2 separate regions of the Homo sapiens genome follow, and region 1 is linked to region 2. Evidence: read pairs that join two places in POLR2A ChIA-PET (ENCODE). Cell type or tissue: Caco-2. All regions are shown on one strand. Links, peaks and the distances in the headings refer to the core of each region. The heading gives the core; the rest is flanking DNA.

Region 1 (10,740 bases), core at 3,073-8,072, 140 kb before region 2:
CTGGCTCTTGTTAGCATGGGCAGCTGGAGCAGGAGGGAGGTCAGTTGGAGACTGGGCCTGGAACTCCGTAATGGTCCAAGTGCTGTTGCTGGCTGCTGTGTCTATGGCAGTGCGGATGGTGCAGGGAGAAGCCTGTCTCCCTGGCTCTGACTGGAGACAGCTGGTGGCTTTGTCAACAGGCCTCTCTCCCTAGCACCCAGGGACAGCCACATCTTTACTTCTCTTTCAGACCAGGTTACTTTCAGATCAGCAGGGGGCAGAGGTAGGGCAAGGGTGTTCTTGTGTAACTTGGCCATGGCAGGGGTTCTCATTGCTAACTAATAGACGGGTCTGGATGCGCAGAGTCCTTGAGGATAGTAATAGTGTCAGGATTGCAGAACCCTAATGGAGAATGCATGTGTGTACAGGTCCCTGAGCCTAGCTAGCTCAGTATTGGGCACCCTGTAGGCCCTCAGTAAATATCCCACAAGTGAATACGTGAAGTGGCTTAGATTTCTGCTGGCTTTCACACCCTGGGTTGGCCCAATCATTTGGTGGGGGTGACATCTTATGAGTACTGATCGGGCTCTGATTGAGGTCCTTGAGTAATTACTTTAAAAATGGAAAACAAATTGCAATTTAATTAACAACATCTTAAATCTAGGGCTGAGAGAGAGTGTGGTGGGTGGGGGTAGATAATGAGAGAAGTTCTTGGGGAAGGAAAGTTTGTGCATTTCAGCCTGCTCCGAGGGGTGTTCCAGCACTGTGTCTGGGTTTTGCAGGGTTTGTAGGCTTTTTGAGGGCCCTGGAAATAGGGGGCCCTCCTGGGCTGATAGTTCAGCTTGTAGGAATAAATGTGGAAATTCCGTTGCTTTGCTGGACATTGAGGGGACTCAGAAAAGCAGGGCATTGAATGGAGGAGTTGGAAGGCTGACTCGTCATATGGTCAGACTGTCCTTGTCATTGTGGTCAGAGCAAGAGGAAAGGCCTCTGGGGGAATCAACAAGTAAAGGGAGGGCCCCAGCAAGCAAGAGAACATGGATAGTGAGCCTCCTGTCGCAAGGAGGTATGCGACGAACAGTTTTGTAATCACAAGTTGAGGATGTGGTCAAGAATTTAAGATCATAGGCTGGGGGTTGGCGTCTGACAAACTCACAAATGGGCTCTGGTCTAGGCAGCCCAGAGCTCTCTCTGCCCTAGGCTTTGGACCTGCTTGGCTGTGCTTTGGCCGCCCTTCCATGCTTTGGGACCAAAGCCAGGCCTGCAAGTCTCTGGAGGCTGGGCCGACTTCTACTGGCCTGGAATTTGGATTTGAGTATGGCTTGAAATATCTGGACTGTTTGGAGGACTTGGACATTCTTTACTTGAAATGGAACATTAGGGTAATTTGTGAAATGTGTATGGAAAATGTCTGTGGCTGAGGGTGACAGGGGACATGAAATGGGGTGCAGTCCTGCTGGATTCAGGAGAGGCTGTTCTGATGGAGGACAGAAGACAAGGATTCAAATGATGGCTATGGGGCAGGATCTGATCAGTTATAGATGGGTTTTGGAAGGTCAGTGGAAGGAAACGCTTTCTGCTTATTAATGTCAGCAAGGCCTCCTGGAGGAGGAAGTGTTTTCGAGGGTGCAGACTGCGGGAAATGGGACAATAGGAGACAAGATTAGGTCATGGGGAGCCTGCAGTGCCCTGCTCAGGAGTTTGGATTTTATTCTGTAGCCTATAGAGAGGACAGAGGGTTGTAAGTAGCTCATTGACTCGATGCCTGTTCCTGTGCCTTGTGTCAGGCACCATGCCAGGCTCTTTACAGACACCCCATTGAAATATCACAATACTCTGCAAAGTAGCTGCTGCTGCTGGTCCCCTATCCCTGCCCCATTTTCAGATGAGGAAATAGAGGCTCAGAGGGGTGGAGTCACTTATAGAGCTGGAATTTGAACCCAGGCCTGAACTATTTCTGCCTTACTGTGTTGCTTCTCAGGGGTCTTTTGACCAAAGATGGGAGCAAGACTGGCAGAGTTAAGACCAGGCCAGAGATTGCGCTCATCATGGTCCTGCAGAAAGCTGACCACAGGCTGACTCAGGCAGCGGACTGACAGGGAAGGAGGGGGAAGCTGCAGGACTTTGTAGCTGTCTTGGCATTTGGGGTCGTCACAGGTGGTTTTAAGGTTTGGGGAATAACCCTTAAGGGGCAATATTACTGCTTTCAAATCCCTGAAAGGCCCTCTACAGGTAGGGGGCATAGTCTTGTCCTTCAGGGTTCCTGAGGATGGAGAAAGCAACAAGGGTGACAGCTCCAAGGAAGCTAGTCCGGAAGTAAGCTGCCCAGAAAGAAGGCGAGAACAGCATGGCTGAAGGTATGCAAAGAGCCTGGAGAGCTGCAGAGGCGGCAGGAGGATGCATCAGCAGGGGCAGGCCTGGGTGGCCACTCTCAGTTCCCTTTTCACCCAAGAATCTCAGCATTTGGATGGTGCCTGGCCCACCTCCACCCTCTGTTTTCTCATAGCTTTGGAGCTGCCCTTCCTGCACGTCCTGGGGAGTTCCATATGGCCTGGCCTGCAGAGCTCCACTGGGAGAGTCCTTGCCGTTTGGAATACACTCAGCCCAGCTGACTGTCAAGGGGCCCCTTGGGGATGTCTGGAGCAGTGGCCAGAGCTGGGCTAAGGACTGTACTTTCACAGAGGATTTGAACCCTCTGCTTCCATTTCTCATCTGTGAAATGGGGTCAGTCTCTTTTTCCTCACCTGTGAAGAAATAAGGCTAAATCATGAATCAGGCTGAATCAGTAGGGCTTAGGGCAAAAGGGCTGGTGAGTTTGTGGATTTGAAAGTGAAGACGCAGGCGGGGGTTGTTCCCCTCCTTCCCTGCAGTGGAGGTTAAAGGAGGCTCTCTTGGTTTCTGGGGGTCACCAGCAAAGTTGCTTTCTCTGTCTGTGGGGCTCTTACAAAGCTCTGCCTCACAGCTTCTGTCTTGGAGGTGTGGAGCTCAGTGGAAGAGGTGGATGTTTGGGGGCAGCGGTCCTGGACCCTGCGGCCTCAGGGCTAAAGCCAATTTGCCATCAAAATCCTTATCTAGATGGAGGAGAGTTTGTGCTAAGTTGCCTCCTGGCCCTTTTATTTCTACTCACCTTGTTTCTTGAATACAGATTGGATTAATCTAATTTTAAAATGTGCATGACGAATGAGCATTTGTTTATTTGAGGGCAATGTATGGGAAGTGCCTGCTGTGTGACTGCAGGGCCCCCTCTCCCACTCCCCCTCAACTCTCAAGCAGAACTGGCCTCTTTCCCTCTCTCTGGCTGTGCTCCTGGCCCCTCCTACCTCTACAAATCTGCTCATGGTGAAAATGCTGCACTCCAGTCACTTCCCCTTGCTCACCCTAAAATCCTCCCTACCAGTACACAGCTCCAGGGTCACCTCTTCCATGTAGCCATCCCTAATTCTCCAGAGCTGGCATTGCCTGCTCCCTCCTTTACATGTGTAGAACCTGTTACCTGGACCTCTCATGGGCCCTTCAGCTCTTAGCTTTGAACTCTAGCTTCCTAAAGACAAGTCTTATCTCCTCTAGGCTCTGTACTCTGGAGGCAGGGGCTGCACATGACCGCTTTCCAATGGGGGTGGGCAGTGTTGTAGAGTGGAATCAAAAGTCCTGGGTTCAAATCACCATTCTGCTACTACTAGCTGCATGATCTAGGGTAAATTACCTAAATTTCCCTGGACATCAGTTTCCTCAACTTCACAATGGGGATAATAATAGTTCTGTTTTGTTAGGGAGGTTAAGGAAATCAGTGCTTTGACATAGTAAGTGTGCAGTAAGTAGAAGCTGTTCAAAGATAACAGTTGTTATAATTATTGTTTGTAGCTAGAGGGGATCTGTCCTTTTAGAGATGAGAGAAAGAATCCCTGGAATTTGAGTTTCTGAACTTTCTGCCTAATGGCCTGAGATGGCATGTGCAGATGAGGAAACTGAGGCCTGGAGAGATAGAGCAATTTGCATGGTATGTGGGAACATCTGGTTTCATCTAGGAAGCTGGACAGGATTTCTTTTCTTTGTTATGCCTCTGTTTTTCTTCTTCCTTCCTGTCATCAAGCCTAAGGTGCTCAAGTTCCATGGGCTCAATCTCCTCCCTGGTGACCATGTTGAAGGATGTCTAAAGATTACACCAGATAAATTGGGCTGGCTGAGAAGGTCCCGCTGGGCTGGCGGCCCTGTGGCTGTCCTCGTAACCAGGGACCCGTACCCCAGACTGCATGGGCTGGAGCTTTTGGAGGCCTCCCACCCAGTCTCACTTTGCCTGGGAAGGGGGAGAGGATGGCGGCAGAGACAGGTGACATGGGCTTGGTCTTGGGGCAGGTGACTAGAAGATCCAGACAGAGCAAAGGTTGAGAGCCAGGCTCTGGAGCCAGGTGGCCTGTGTTCAGGTCCCTGCTGGGCTGCTTCCTATGTGTGAGACCTTGGGCAAGCTGTTTAGCTCTTCCTCTGTACAAAGGGGATGATAATTATCCCCATCTGACAGGATTTAGAAAGATAACACACTGTGAGCCCAATCTATGTGAATTATCGTTATTATTGTAGTTGATATTATTAACTAAGGAGTTCATTTAATCCTCACAACAGCAATGAGAGATAGGCACTATTATTATTCCCTTTTAGCAGATGTAGCAAGCAAGGCTTAGAGAGGTAGGTGGCCAGCCTGGAGAAGTTTAGTCCCAGGGGATTACAGTCAGGGCCCGCTGCTTTCTGAGGGGTTGCTCTGGCCAGAGGAGGTAGACTTGTGTGAGGTGCTGGAGGGCAAATCCAATGGGTAGATGGGCCAGGAGAGGCTGACTTCAACTCAGTGTAATGAGGAGACTTAAAAAAAAAATTAGAGCAAGCCAAGATGGAAGGGATTGTGTCTGCAGGGAGCGAGCTCCCTGTTTCTGGAGGTGGAAGCAGAATCCTGGAGCTCATGTGATGAAGAAGTGGTGGGGATGGCCTCGTTCAGACCTGAGGTCTGGCTCCACGAGGGAGGGCTTGGATTTTTATCATCCTAGGCTGTCCAAGGGATCGGCCTGTCTGGGCAGGTCCCAGGGTGGCATTAGGTGGAGGTTTGCTATAGTCATCGCTGCACGGCAGCCACCTCTGGTTTACACCACCAGCCTTGCAAGTATGACCTGCCCAGGCAGAGGCCAGATGAGGAGAAATGAGTGTTGTCATAGCAGGGCCTTTACTCATGCTGCATCCTCTGCCTGCATTCATTCCCTCCCCCTCTCCTTATGCCCGGGCAACTCCTGCTAATGCTTCTGTGAGTGTAAGCACCATCTATTCATGGAAGCTCTTCCTGATCCACCTGCAGGCTAAGTCAGTGGTTCTGAAAGTTGGGTTCTGGATCAGTAGCGTCAGCGTTACCTGGGAACTTGTTAGAAGTGCAGATTATCTAGCTCTATACTGGACCTGCTGAATTAGATATCCTGGAGGGTGGGATTCAGCAATCTGTTTTAAGAACCTTCCCGCTGATTCTAATGCATGCTGAATTTTTTTTTTTTTTTTTTTTTTTTTTTTTGAGGCAAAGTTTTGTTCTTGCTGCCCAGGCTGGAGTGCAATGGTGTGATCTCGGCTCACTGCAACCTCTGCCTCCCAGGTTCAAGTGATTCTCCCATCTCAGCCTCCCAAGTAGCTGGGATTACAGATGCCTGCCACCATGCCCAGCTAATTTTTGTATTTTTAATAGAGACAGGGTTCCACCATGTTGGCCAGGCTGGTCTCGAACTCCTGACCTCAGGTGATCTGCCCACCTCGACCTCCCAAAGTGCTGGGATTGCAGGCATGAGCCACCGCACCTGGCCGCGTGCTGAATTTTAAGAAATACTAGGATAGATCATTAAAAAAAAAAACTGATGCCTGTTTCCTTGGGCTCTCTTGTTTTCAGCCTATTCAGTCACCCAGCAGATGTGGGGGACCCAGAGTAAAGCCCAGGTTCTCACCACCCTGTTTTCAAGGAGCCCCCATCTTGTAACAGCTCCCTATCCCCCAGGAAACAATCTCGTGACACAATGATGGGATACAACAGAACCCCAACATGATTATAGGAGCCAGTGCTGGGGCAACATGAGGAAGGCAGGATTGGGGAGCTGGAAGAGCAGGGGAGATTTTGTGGGTTGCAAGCCTGGGTGCCAGAGACATGGCAGCTCTCTTCTGGGGCTGGGGCCAGGGCAGGGGTTGGGCAGAGAGCATGGGCTCTGCCTTAAAGAATAGTGTGCTTAGGGCCGGGCGTGGTGGCTCATGCCTGTAATCTCAGCACTTTGGGAGGCCAAAACGGGTGGATCACCTGAGGTCAGGAGTTTGAGACCAGCCTGGCCAACATGGTGAAACCCCATCTCTACTGAAATACAAAAATTAGCTGGGCATGGTGATGGGTGCCTGTAATCCCAGCTACTTGGGAAGCTGAGACAGGAGAATCGCTTGAAACTGGGAGGTGGAGGTTGCAGTGAGCCGTGATTCTGCCACTGCACTCCAGCCTGGGCAACAGAGCAAGACTCCATCTCAAAAAAAAAAAAAGTATAGTGTGCTTAGGTGTGTATATGCACACGTGTGTGTGGTGTGGGTGCACACATATGCGATTACAATGGCCATATGTAGTCTGAGGGGGCTGAGTGGCCTTAACTGCTATCAATCCAGTGGTTTTAAGCATCTCAATAATTTTTTTCCTTTTTTTTTTGAGACGGGGTCTCACTCTGTCACTGAGACTGGAATGCAGTGGTGCGATCTTGGCTCACGGCAACCTCTGCCTCCCAGGTTCAAAGGATCCTCCCACTTCAGCCTCCTGAGTAGCTGGGACTATAGGTGTGCACCACCACGCTCAGCTATTTATTTGTGTGTATTTTTTGTAGAGATGGGGTTTTACCATGTTGTGCAGGCTGGAATCCAACTGAACTCAAGCGACCCTCCCACCTTGGCCTCCCAAAGTGTTGGGATTACAGGCATGAGCCACCGCACCCAGTCAGCATCTCAATAATTTCTTTTTCTTTCTTTCTTTCTCTCTTTTCTTTTCTTTTCTTTTCTTTTCCTTTCTCTTTCTTTCTTTCTTTCTTTCTTTTCTTTTCTTTTCTTTTCTTTCTTTTCTTTCTTTTCTTTCTTTCTTCTTTCCTTTTTTTTTCAGAGTCTCACTCTGTTGCCCAGGCTGGAATGCAGTGATCTTGGCTCACTACAACCTCTGCCTCTCAGGTTCAAGCGATTCTCCTGCCTCAGCCTCCCAAGTAGCTGAGATTACAGATGTGTGCCACCACACCTGGCTAATTTTTGTATTTTTAGTAGAGACGGGGTTTCACCATGTTGGCCAGGCTGGTCTCGAACTCCCGACCTCAAGTGATCCACCTACCTTGGCCTCCCAAAGTGCTGGGATTACAGGCCTGAGCTACCGCGCCCGGCCTCAATAATTTTTTTTTTTTTTTTGAGACGGAGTCTTGCTCTGTCACTCAGTCTAGAGTGCAGTGGCACGATCTCAGCTCACTGCAACCTCTGCCTACTGGGTTCAAGTGATTCTTCTGTCTCAGCCTCCCGAGTAGCCGGGACTACAGGCACACGCCACCACGCCCAGCTAATTTTTGTATTTTTACTAGAGACAGCATTTTGCCATATTGGCCAGGCTGGTCTTGAACTCCTGACCTCATGATCCACCTGCCTCGGCCTCCCAAAGTGTTGGGATTACAGGCGTGAGCCACTGCACCCGGCCTAATAATTTTATTTTTTTATTTTTTATTTTTTTTTGTGATGGAGTTTCACTTTTGTTGCCCAGGCTAGAGTGCAATGGCGCGATCTGGGCTCATTGCAACCTCTGCCTCCCGGGTTCAAGCAATTCTTCTGTCTCAGCCTCTTGAGTAGCTGGGATTACAGGCGCCTGCTACCACGCCCGGCTAATTTTTGTATTTTTAGTAGAGACGGGGTTTCATCACTTTGGTCAGGCTGTTCTCGAACTCCTGACCTCGAGTGATCTGCCCGCCTCGGCCTCCCAAAGTGCTGGGATTACAGGCATGAGCCACCGTGCCCGGCCTTAATAATTTTAATGATGATGATCATAATTGCTGCTCACATTTATTGACAGCTTATAAATGCTTGCTGGGCACTTCCATGTCACCTCATCAGAAGCAATCCCCAGGACAATCCTATAGGTAGGCAGTATCATCACTATTACTGTCCCCACTTAATAGATGAAAATACTGAGGCCACACAGCTATAAAAGGATAGATCTAAGAATTCTGTGGAGATATATAGAGTGCTTAAAGGCATGATCTCATTGGAAGGAGAGCAGTAGGGGATTGTCATGGAGTGTTTGTATCATAGGCACAACTTACGGTGATTTTCTAAAGATGTCCCCAAATATATATTTTGTCAAATGAGTGAATTATGCTTTGGAGGAAGGTGGATGGGATTGTGTTGGGGTGGTTAGGGCTCCAGCCTCCAAGCTGGGGCTTCCACTGCAGACATTGTTGTTCTCCTGTTTTGTGGATGGGCTGTCTGAGGCTCAGAGATTCAGTAGTGAGTTCAAGGTTCCACTGCTAGGGCAAAAGAACAAATCAGAGAGATGAAAGTGGATCTCTAACTGGGCATGGTGGCATGTGCCAGAAATCCCAGCTACTCGGGAGGCTGAGGTAGGAGGGTTGCTTAAGCCCAGGAGTTCAAGACCAGCCTGGACAACATAGTGAGACCCTGTCTCAAACAGCAAAAAGAGTAGATCTCCTTTGGTTCTAACAAGAGGGGATGTGAGATTCAAGATCAGAGCCCACTGTCCACTCTGCTGTCTTTTCGTGCCTCGGTGTCCCCAAGCTGCTGCCCAGGAGCCCAAGGGTGGGCAGTCTTTGTCTGACACAGGAACCCCTTCACTTCACATTTAGGGGATTGAGGCCTAGTGGAGCAGGGACTCACCCACGGCCACACAGGGGGTCAGAATTACTGTTGAGGCCAGAATCCAGAATTGTTTCAGTTCCAACCAGGAAGGGGTTTGTTTCCCAAAACCTGTCCCTACCCCACCCCTTCTTTGGCAGGCGGAGTAGCTGTCGCCCTCAGGGTGGCCCAGAGCAGTGCTGGGGGTAGAGATGAAGGTGCCTTGTGAAGACACTGCCAAGAAGGGGTGGGGCAACTTCCAAGAGGAAGAGCACCAAGAAGCCCAAACCCCAGACGGAAACCAAATGTATTTTCTGGGCCCTGAGAGGATATTTGGAACAATGGAGGTGGGATGAGGGAAGTTAAAAAGGGCTTCTTGATATCCTTAGAAAAAAAAAATACAGGCTTTAAGTTTGACTTTTGTTTCTCTGAAGGATGTTTGTGTAACTTTCTGAAGGCAGGATCCCAGCACTCTGTGAAGCTTGTCAGATGCTGTTTTTTTGTTTTTTTAAATTTTTATATTTTTTTGAGACAGAGTCTGCTCTGTTGCCCAGGCTGGAGTGCAGTGGCGCGATCTTGGCTCACTGCAGCCTCCATCTCCCGGGTTCAAGCGATTCTCCTGCCTCGGCCTCCCGAATAGCTGGGATTACTGGTGTGTGCCACCATACCCAGCTAAATTTTTTTTGTATTTTTAGTAGAGACGGGGTTTCACCATATTGACCAGGCTGGTCTCGAACTCCTGACCTCAGGTGATCTGCCTGCTTTGGCCTCCCAAAGTGCTGGGATTGCAGGCATGAGCTACCACGCCTGGCCATTAGGTGCTGTTTTTATAGATTCAGGGCTTTGGAGCTGGGAAGGACTCGATCAAGTAGTCTCCTCACTTTATAGTTGGTGAAATGGAGGCTGAGAGGTGGGGGGCCTGCTTGAGGTCACACAGTGAGGCAGCCGAGGTCTTGGATCTTCCTATGTGTTGCAAGAGGCTGTCCATCTTGACTTACCACCTCCTGGGACCTGGCTGGCATGGGGGCTGGGCGGTCACTGATGAGGGGTTCCCTTCAAAATGCTCATTGCTGCTGGGGATAGGATAAGGCCAGGTCTGGTCTTGGGCAAGATGAGCCCACTGGTGGGGAGAAGGCTGAGATGGTACACCTGGTAATGCCACCCTCATCCAGATGCCAGGCCCAGCTGTGCACCGTCTGCCCAGCAGCTGGGAGCTGTGAGTCACACCCAGTGGATACAGAGGCGCAGGCCATTGTGTGCCGTGATTCATTCTGTTCTCCCGGCCCCGAAGGGATGACGAGGCCCTGAGCACCGATCCATGCCCACGCCTGTGGATGAAAGCTGATATGAGGAGGCCCAGGGGACCTGAGGGAGTCGGCTCCCTCTGCTACCTCCTGTCTCTTGAGTATCCTGTGATCGTGACCTGTCCATTCCCACCAGTGCAGGGGTCCATGAGCCCCCAAAGGTGCAGTGAGTTGTAGGCATTTCTGTGTTTTCTTTTTCTGAAGAAAGAGTTTGTTGGTTTCATCAGATCATCAGAAGGCTGGGTGTCCCTGTGGAGTGCTGACGGGGCCGTGTGCACTGCGGGCTTGAGAAATGGTGGCAGCGTGGTGCAAATAGAAAGTAGCCTGGTGGCAGTGTAGCATCCTGGGTCAGGGTGTGGTCTTGGAGACGGGCTGTTGGCTTCTGAGCTGGCACCTCCACTTAGGAGCTGTGTGACATTGGGTAAGTTACTTTGTCTGTGCTTCCTCAGTAAAATGGCAATAACAGTATTTATCTCATGGTGTTATAGTTAGACTTTTAGGTAAGTTAATGTTTGTAAAGGACTTACCTCGTGCTTGGTACAAAGTAATCATTTGGTAAAAGTTTGCTGTTGGTAGTTCTAGCTCTGCTATGAATTTG
Region 2 (8,736 bases), core at 3,737-8,736:
GGTCCCTGCCCTGCGGGGACAGGCAGACTGACGTGAAAACAAATCCTTATGGAATTACAAAGCTGATGAGCGTTTAGGGAAGAGGCAGAGAGTGTTGTGGCAGGAGAATGTGACCTCTGAGGGCCTTGGGACCTGTGAACAGACCTGAAGGATGAGAAGTGTGGTCAGAAAGGTGCAGCCAAGGGGGCAAGGGAAGAAAGAGCTCTAGGAAAAGGAGCAGCCAGTGCAGAGGCCCTGAGGGGAGAAAGTGCTGGGCTGGCCGAGCACTAGAAAGAGGGTCAGCATGGCTGGAGCCTGGCAGGCTGGGAGGTGAAGCACCACGACGGGAGCTGCAGCGCAGGGGTCAGGGCAGTGGGGCTGGTGGTACAGGGCCTGGAGCCTGCGAAGGGGCTTGAGGCGGATCATAGGAAAGAGGAGCATGCTGGTGCTGATCTAGGAGGTGGGTCTTTGCTCCTTTCCTTTCCTCTTTCCCTTGGATGTCCACCCTGATAGTGCTATCGACAGACCCCATTCATGCCCCCCCAGCCACTTCTTGAGGTGGCTAAATGCAGAGTCTGGGGCCCTCTCTCCCCCATCTCTTCAAGGAGGGTTATGGAGGCCCAGCAGGCCTCAGATGCAAGCTGGTGAGAGTGCGTTCCTGGGCAGGAGGCTGCGGTCACTCAAGCTGAGTGCCCCTGTTCAGGTGAGTTCTTATTTCCTTTTATTCCCTGTGGGAGTCTGTGGACAAAGGAGGGTCAGCTTGTGTCTGAATGAAGGCCGCCCCAGACCTACTTCCACTGCCTGTAACGGCTGCCTGTCCCCTGTTCCATTCCAGGCACCAACCCCCAGCCAACCCTGGAGCCAAAACCCCGGGATGGCAGGCAGGAGGCTTGCATCCTGAGCCCAGCTCTGCTGTACGCTCTAGGGCACACCCCTTTTTCTCCCTGGGCATCAGTTTCCCCATCTCTATTATAGATAAATACTCTAATTTTTCTACACTCGGTGTATGGCCCATGGATGCAGTATCAGCATCACCCAGAAACTTGTTAGAAATGCAGAATCCCAGGCCTCCTCATCCCAGACTTCCTGAATTACAATCTGCATTTTGACAACATTCCTGAGTAATTTCCATGTACTTTAAATTATGAGAAGCGCTATTCTAGGTCAGTTATTTTTAAACTTAAGATAAATGAAAATCTATAGCATATTTTTCCTTCTCTAAAGCTTTACATATAAACACATAAGAGGGCACCCACCCACTGTATATTTATTCATCCCATGAACAAGGAGGGGGAGGAGTGTGGAGGGGTAAGTTAGAGGCACAGGCTTTATTAGGATGGGCGTCAGGAGGAGGAAAAGATAAAACAGGCTGGTGGAGGGGCAGGTGCCATCTGCTCACCCCCTGAGAGCTTCTGACAGTTGGCCTCTAAGGGCCCTTTCGGCTCTGCCCTCCAGGCTCCTCTGCTTTATGGGTTTGGAGAAGGAGTGCTTGATGGTCCATAGCCCAGTGACGTCTTTCCCTGCTTGTCCCTATCTTGCTGTCCTGCCCTCTTCCCCTTGGAATCCCTGAAAGAGTAGCCGGTGCTATTCTTAGTGTGACAGGGTGGTGAGGAGAGAACATACTAGTGCATTATTTATGTTTGTGAGTCAACAGGATTACATTCGGGACTCCCAGAACACCGCCCTCCTAGCGTGGCCTTCATCACAGCCATGGCAGGTGGTCCACTATGTGCAGAGGGGAGGGCAATTTCCCAGGACCTAGAAACCATTCCTTCTGGCCCTGATCGTCCCTGCTCAGAGTCCCTACCCCTCGACCTGGGAAATGACTCATGAAATACCATGGTCAGTTAGGACTAGGAAAGAGCTGCTTTGGCCATATCATTTCCTTGCATCATGCATTCAGCATATATTTATTGAGCACATATTACATGCTGTAGGTGTGGGTGCATGGGTGGGGGAAACAGGGTTCCTGCCTTCCAGGAGCTCACACTTTAGCCAGAGAGCTAATGTGCAGTAGTATAGGTTTCAGGCCTTTGCCTGTGTGAGAGCTGATCTGAGCAATAACATAGCAGAGTGGGAATTAAGAATCTTTTAGAGGAAACTGAGGCTCCGCACATATAAGGCTTGCTAAAGGTCACCATAGCTAGTGATCAGGTTGAACTCAGATTAGTTAGAATAAAACAACTATTTTAGAGCAGATGGTAGTGTGTAGCGTTAGGGCTCTGGGAACTCCCTGCACTGCCAGTGAGAGGGGTCTTGTGGCTGGAAGGAAATTAACTGGTTGAGGTTGTCCTGTTCTCCAGAGGCATGGAGAAGTCATGTGTGCTCAGAGTTTTCATAAACCTGGAGTGGTAGGACAGTTACACTGGGGGCTGGGAGTCAAAATCACATGGGATGAGAGGATAAGGCCCCGAGGTGGGGCACCTCATGAGGCTGTGCCAATGGCTCTGGCTAGGAGCCAATGAACCATGTGCAGTGAGATCCTGGGCAGGTCCCTTGCCCTTTCTCTGCCTCAGTTTTCTAGTCTGTAAAATGGTGTAACAATCCTTGCTCTGTCTCTATCTCTGATGGATGAAAAGTGCTAGGAAAACTATAAAAGTGTTGTGCATATTCAAGGAATGCTATAAAATTACCGTATATAATTATCATAGGCTGTGTGCGGTGGCTCATTCCTATAATCTCAGCACTTTAGGAGGCCAAGGTAGGAGGATTGCTTGAGCTCAGGAGTTCAAGACCAGCCTGGGAAACATAGTGAAAACGCACCTCTATTAAAATAAAAATTAAAAAAAAGACAATTATATAAATATATTTTATTAAATGTATTTTTATTAACATTATGGAGTCTTACTGTGTGAAAGTCTGTATTCCAGACATTTTCTTGTGTTCACTAACTTACACACTTAGTTATAAGATCATGGACTCTAAAGCCCAGTGGGTTCCCAACCTGGCTGTACACAGAACCCCTTCGGGAGCCTGTTAAGGTGTATATTCTGTGGTTCCTCCGGTCTAGGATAAAGCCCAGGAATCTGCATCTTGACCACATTCCCTGAGGGATTCTGAAGCACCTGCAAGTTTCTGATCTGGACCAGAGAGGGGAAGGAACTTGCCAGAGGCCTCACATTGAATTGCAGACCAGGTTGAGGCTAAAACCCAGATCTCCAGCTCCTGGCCTGGTCCTTTCCCTCTACTGTTCAGTTGCCTCCAAGTGCCCTAGAGGAATGAAGGTGGAGATGACTTTGGTGACACGTGAGGATGCTGGTGGTGGTGCTAAGGTGTATGGTGCTATGGTAGGCATTTCATATGGCTTATCCCATTTAATGGCAATAAGGATAGAAAAGGGGACATTTGACTGGGCACAGTGGCTTATGCTTGTAATCCCAACACTTGGAGAGACCAAGGCAGGAGGATTGCTTGAGCCCAGGAGTTTGAGACCAGCCTGGGCAACAAAGTGAGACCTCGTCTGTACAAAAATTTTTTTAAAATTAGCCGGGTGTGGTGGTGCATGCCTGTAGTCCCAGCTACTTGGGAGGCTGAGGCAGGAGGGTCACTTGTCCCTGGAAGGTCACTGCCATGAGCTGTAATTGCACCACTGCACTCCAGCCTGCCAGCCTGGGTGACAGAGTGAGACCCTGTCTAAAACACACACACACACACACACACACACACACACACACCACACACACACACACAAAGGGGACACTCTCCACAGCCACATGATCCCCTGGGTCATTTGAGCATCAAGTGGCAGATTTTAATGTACCCTTGGAAAAGGGAGACTATGACTGAGATGCAGAGATCCTGGAGAAGTGAATTTGAAACCATACCATCGGTGCATTGTCCATTCTCCAGGAGCATGTGCCCTCAAGGCAAGAGTTGTCTGCTAACCCGGTTACCTGAAGACGGGGCAGGCTGGCAGGAAGGAAACACATACGTCCCACAAGGTGTGTACCTGATGCCCATCCATCCATGCCAGCCTTCCACGAGTCCCGTGTACCTGCGGGTGCTCAGTGTGCACATATTTATGTGTACGTCCTGCCCCCTCTGTGGGTGTGCATGCGTGCCTGGGCACGCTCTGCTGTGTGTAGCACAGGCTTGAAGCAAGCAGCACCTCTGTGTGTGGGCATACGTGCAGAGGAGGATGTGCTGCTGCCGGCTGGAGCCTCTCCAGCATTAAGAGGCTACTGAGAATGCGTGTATGTTGCAGGTGTATGTGTGTGTGTATGGAAATGGTTGCAATGCAGAGCTCAGAAGGAGAAGGGCCATTAAAGAAAACATTTTTTTGTTTGTTTGGTTTTTTTAGACAGAGTCTTGCTCTCTTGCCCAGGCTGGAGTGCAGTGACGCAATCTGGGCTCACTGTGACCTCCACCTCCTGGGTTGAAGTGATTCTCTTGCCTCAGCCCCTCAGATAGCTGGGATTACATGCATGCGCTACTATGCCTGGCAAATATTTTTTGTAGAGACGGGGTTTCACCATGTTGGCCAGGCTGGTCTTGAACTCCTGACCTCAAGTGATCTGCCCGCCTCGGCCTCCCAAAGTGCTGGGATTATAGGTGTGAGCCACCGCACCCAGCCCACACTTTTCTTATTCGTGTCCTACCTCCACATTATGTCTATCATTCTTAAACCTGCCAGGTATGAGCCTGCCTCAGGACCTTAGCACTTGCTGTTCCCTCTGCCTGCACTGTTGCCTTAGACAAGCATATGCCTCACTCTCTCACCTTTTTCCGTTCTTTGCTCAGATGTGCCTTCTCAGTGAGGATGGCTTTGGTTATCATATCTACCTTTGCAAATCACTCCTCACCCCTTACAGTCCATATATCTCCAGTCCCTGCTTTATTTTTTTATAGCATTTACCATCTGACTTACTTGTGTATTTATTATCTTGTTCCCTTACCCGAATGCAAGCAGAGATTTTAATCTGTTTCCCTTCATGCCTGTGAACGGTGCCTGGCCCTTAGTTGGTGTGTAATAAATACTTGTTGAATGAATGAATCCATGCACCACCTATACATATTTTCTTTAAATTTTGTTAGTGAAATGTCCACTTTAGCCTCTCCTTAAGCAGTAATATACCTGAGATCACAAGTGTGTTCATTATACCTCTTTTCCAATTCACATTTGAAATGTATATAACTATTAAGATTTTAAATATCAAGGTACCACCTAAAATCCTTTTTGCTTCCATTAGTGGTGGGGGCACCACACTCTAGGAACCACCAGTCCAGTCCAATCCCTCCTTTGGACAAATTGGATGCACTGAGGCCCCAAGAGGGTCAGGGATCAGCCCAGTGTCTCACCCAAATTGTGACAGGACAGACCCTGGAACCAAATCTCCTGACTTCTAGTCTTCTTTTCTTTTATAATTTGAGGGAAACATGGAGGGCAGGACTGCATGATTCAGCCTCTCCCTGGCAGGAGACTCCTCCTGTTGGAGTGGGGCCAGACCTGCCTGGTAATTGGTGAATGGCAGCAGAGGAGAGGGCCATGGCAGGGTCAGCAGCCTCCAGCACCCCAGAGCCATGGTGTCCTCCTCTGAGGGGGCCTGGGGTTCAAAACTGGTTCTGGCTAGAAGTGACATGGGGATCCCCTGTGCAGAGAGAACGCGGGGTGGGGGGTGTTGGGAAGGGGGATGGGGTTGGACTGTGTCTGATAATGAGCAGAAGAGTGAGACCAGACCCAGAGAGGGGTGGTGAAGACAGGGAGAGAGACAGATACAGCCCCAGCCTGGTCGAGTTACGCAGAGGTGGGTGTGTGCAAAAGCCTACAGTTAACCACCCCCCAATGTGTGCACAGTGCTTTATACTTTAGAAATCATTGCTGCATTTCATTTACTCAGCAGCTACTCTGCAAAGCAGATATTATTATCCCTGTTTTACTGATGATGAAGTTGAGACTCAGAGAGGTGAAGTGATTTACTGAAGGTAGCCCAGCAATTTGAATAGGATGCCTTGCTGAGCCATAGATGGGGGAAGAACTGGCTGCACCTCTGATTGGATTTGGTAAAGGAGGGCTGTCTGTGGGAGGAGCGGGCAGGCTGAATGGATTCGGGAGTGAGGGGCCGGCTGGAAACCCACAATCCACTCACTGGCCAAATAACCTTGACAAATCACAAAACCTTTCTTTTTGAGGCTCAGTTTCCTCATCTGTAAAATGGGAATAATGGTACTCCCTAACTCACAGCCTGTGAGGATAAAATAAAACAACATGATGAAAAATGATAACACTGAAACCGAATGCCTCGCACATTAGAAGTGCTCAGTAAGCAGCAACTTGAGTAATGAACATGATTGCACCCGGCCCCTGAGGAGTTTGCACACGGTGACCACCTGCCACGACTGAGGGATTCCCAGCGCCTTCTTTGGCAGCTGTGAGCGCGCCTGAGACCCCGTCTGGGGAACCCGCAGGGGTTGGGGGCAGGTTTGTCTGTCCCAGAGCCCCAGGCTGGTGATGACGCCTCCTGGGGATAAACCTCATCTCTCTGTTGTTTACCCCATGTGCGGTGACTTTGTCATTATCGTTCCTCCTGCGTTTTTTCTTTGAGTTATTTATTTTTCTGTGAGGAAGGAATGTGGGGAATTTACCACAGGGCGCTGTCCTTCACTTTCAGCTGGGCTGCACGGCGTCCTTTCCTATAAGAAGGAAGCTGCTGAGACAGATGGCAGGAGAGGTGGAGGCGGAGGGTCCCAGCTGGCTCTGTGGCCCAAGGAGTTGGGGGCAGTTATGTAACCCACCCGGAGGCCCAGGTTCTGGTCTCCGGGCATGAGCCTGGTAATGTACATAGCTCCTGTGGAACTGTGCCTAGCCCTCCCCATTCACCCCTGGCCTCTGGGCAAGCCCAGTGGGTGTGTTCCTCTATCAAAGTTTCCTTTCTATTCAGCTGGTCTTGATTTGGGGTATGGGGGTAGGTAGGGGAGTGGGGTGGGGGTTATCTTGAACCTCCTAGTCTCTGCTGAGCTATCATCATTGCTTAGAATGCTTCCTTATCTCCATCTTTCAAGAGCTAGGACATATGTCACCTCCTCCAGGAAGACTTCCTGGATTGCTTCATCCTAATTCATCTTTCTCTTAGGTTGTATGTTCTCCCCTCACTTCATGAAACATTCTTCCCCTTAGGTCTAACACAGTGATTTGAGATTTCATCTCCTTCCCTCACAAACGTGTTGCTCTCTCCTTCCTTCTCCTCCCACTCCCAGGAACCACCCTCTAGATCTTTGATCTAGAATCTAGATGAATCTTGGATTTAGACAAATCTAAAATTCATCTCCAGGGATGAATGGTGAAGCAAAATGTGAAGGGGGAGGCTTTGGATTCTGGAAGTGCTTGTCCTTTAGTAGTTTATTTAATCAACACAGTGATGGTTTCAACCCCTCCTGGGTGATGGCTTCTGCTGAGTCTGGGGACATTTACAGAGGACAGAGACCAGTCCTGGCCCTAGGCTGGCACAGGGCTAAGGGGAAGGACCACATCTTTGTGGCGGGCCCAGAGTGTGTCAGGCCCTGGGAAGAGTGGAGGGGACCCGCAGATGACCTAGGCCCTGCCCTGACCCTGGCAGAGGCACTGTTTAGGGGAAACCACCTCTTTCCCTGCCCTGGCTTGCCACCTTTTTGTCTTTTAGATTATGTGTTTTCTCTGGAAAGGCAGGGTATGATGGTTCTTTCTGTACTCCCAAGGCTTCCAGGGAGCTGGGGCTGGGGAGAGTGAAACAGCAGGAGGGGGCTTCGTGAGCACAGGCTTAGCTCACCAGGGTTGGACTGGAGAGGTGGAAGCCTGGGCTGTGATCCTGTGATCCTCTCTGTGAGCCCTCCCTTTTCAGTTTGCTGTATACCTGGGGCTCAGCTTGCCTCTCTCTGGGTTACCATCTCAAAGTTTCTAAAAATTGACTGATTATAGATTAATAATTACCCCAGTAGAATGGGCAAGAGAGAGGCTGTGGCTCCTGGCCTTTGGCAGGGCCCTGGTCAGCCAACAGGGAGCAGGGCTTGTGGTCTGCAAGGATAGAAGATGGGTCAGGCTTGCGCTGACTGTGGAGCCCTCATCTTAGCTTCCCCTTACCCATCCATCTCTGCCCTCCCTGATCCCGACCCACTGCCAGCAGAGAGAAACCAGAAGTTTGGCCAGGCCCAGCCTCCTTCCCCTGGGTTTCTGAGTTTTCTCAACCTGCCGTTTCCTCTGAGCTCTGTTCCTGCTCTGGGGCCTCTGGGCCAGGTTGAACAGGGGAGGAGCACTGATCTAGGAGTCTGAATGGATTGATGAGGGCTTCCTACAAGAAGTGGCCGTTGGGCTGGGCCTGGATGGGTGAGTAAGGAAGGTGAATTTGCTTTGTGGGGAGCTCTTCAGAAGGAAGGCGTCCAGGCTTGAGATCAGTCAGACCGCAGGGGCCCCTTGCTAAGCTGTGAGACCTGGGGTGAGTTAGCTGCTTCTGTGTGCCTCATCTTCCTTATCTACAAAATGGGGATAAGGGAACCTCCTCTATGAGTTGCTGTGAGGATTAAATGAAAAAAGGCATGTTAAACCCTTGGCTTGGCAGCATCTGGTGCTCCCAAAATGTTGGCTCTTGTCATTCTCATAGATTTCATGTTTATTCTGCAAGTGCCAATGGAAGATGTGGTGGGGACAAGGGAGGAATACCGAAGTGAAGCAGTAGAGGCCCCTGCCCTCGAGGCCGTTGCAGTCTCTGGGGGAAAATAGGGCCCAGACCCTCATTGCTACAAAGCAAAACACTGGGAGGGGGCAGCATGGCCCACGTGACTGGCCCT

What was found. ChIA-PET counts read pairs that join two places held together with the same protein. Peaks named below come from ENCODE experiments on the same cell type or tissue, not always from the same donor. Only the 100,000 strongest peaks of a DNase experiment are listed, where the experiment ranks them.
Region 1: POLR2A ChIA-PET joins it to region 2 with 13 read pairs; 5 of 35 experiments call an interaction of 5 or more read pairs at or near these places.

The regions. Positions count from the first base shown.
Region 1 is chr5:150,487,677-150,498,416 of GRCh38, forward strand. It overlaps a transcript of NDST1 not described here. Among named protein-coding and RNA genes, the nearest start is that of NDST1-AS1, 7.1 kb to the left of the region's middle. RefSeq lists enhancers at 2,155-2,334, 4,912-5,533. In Caco-2, for the core only: no CTCF peak of the experiment used is centred there; no DNase peak of the experiment used is centred there.
Region 2 is chr5:150,631,211-150,639,946 of GRCh38, forward strand. It overlaps a transcript of SYNPO not described here. Among named protein-coding and RNA genes, the nearest start is that of SYNPO, 5.1 kb to the right of the region's middle. In Caco-2, for the core only: no CTCF peak of the experiment used is centred there; a DNase peak (open chromatin) is centred at 6,511.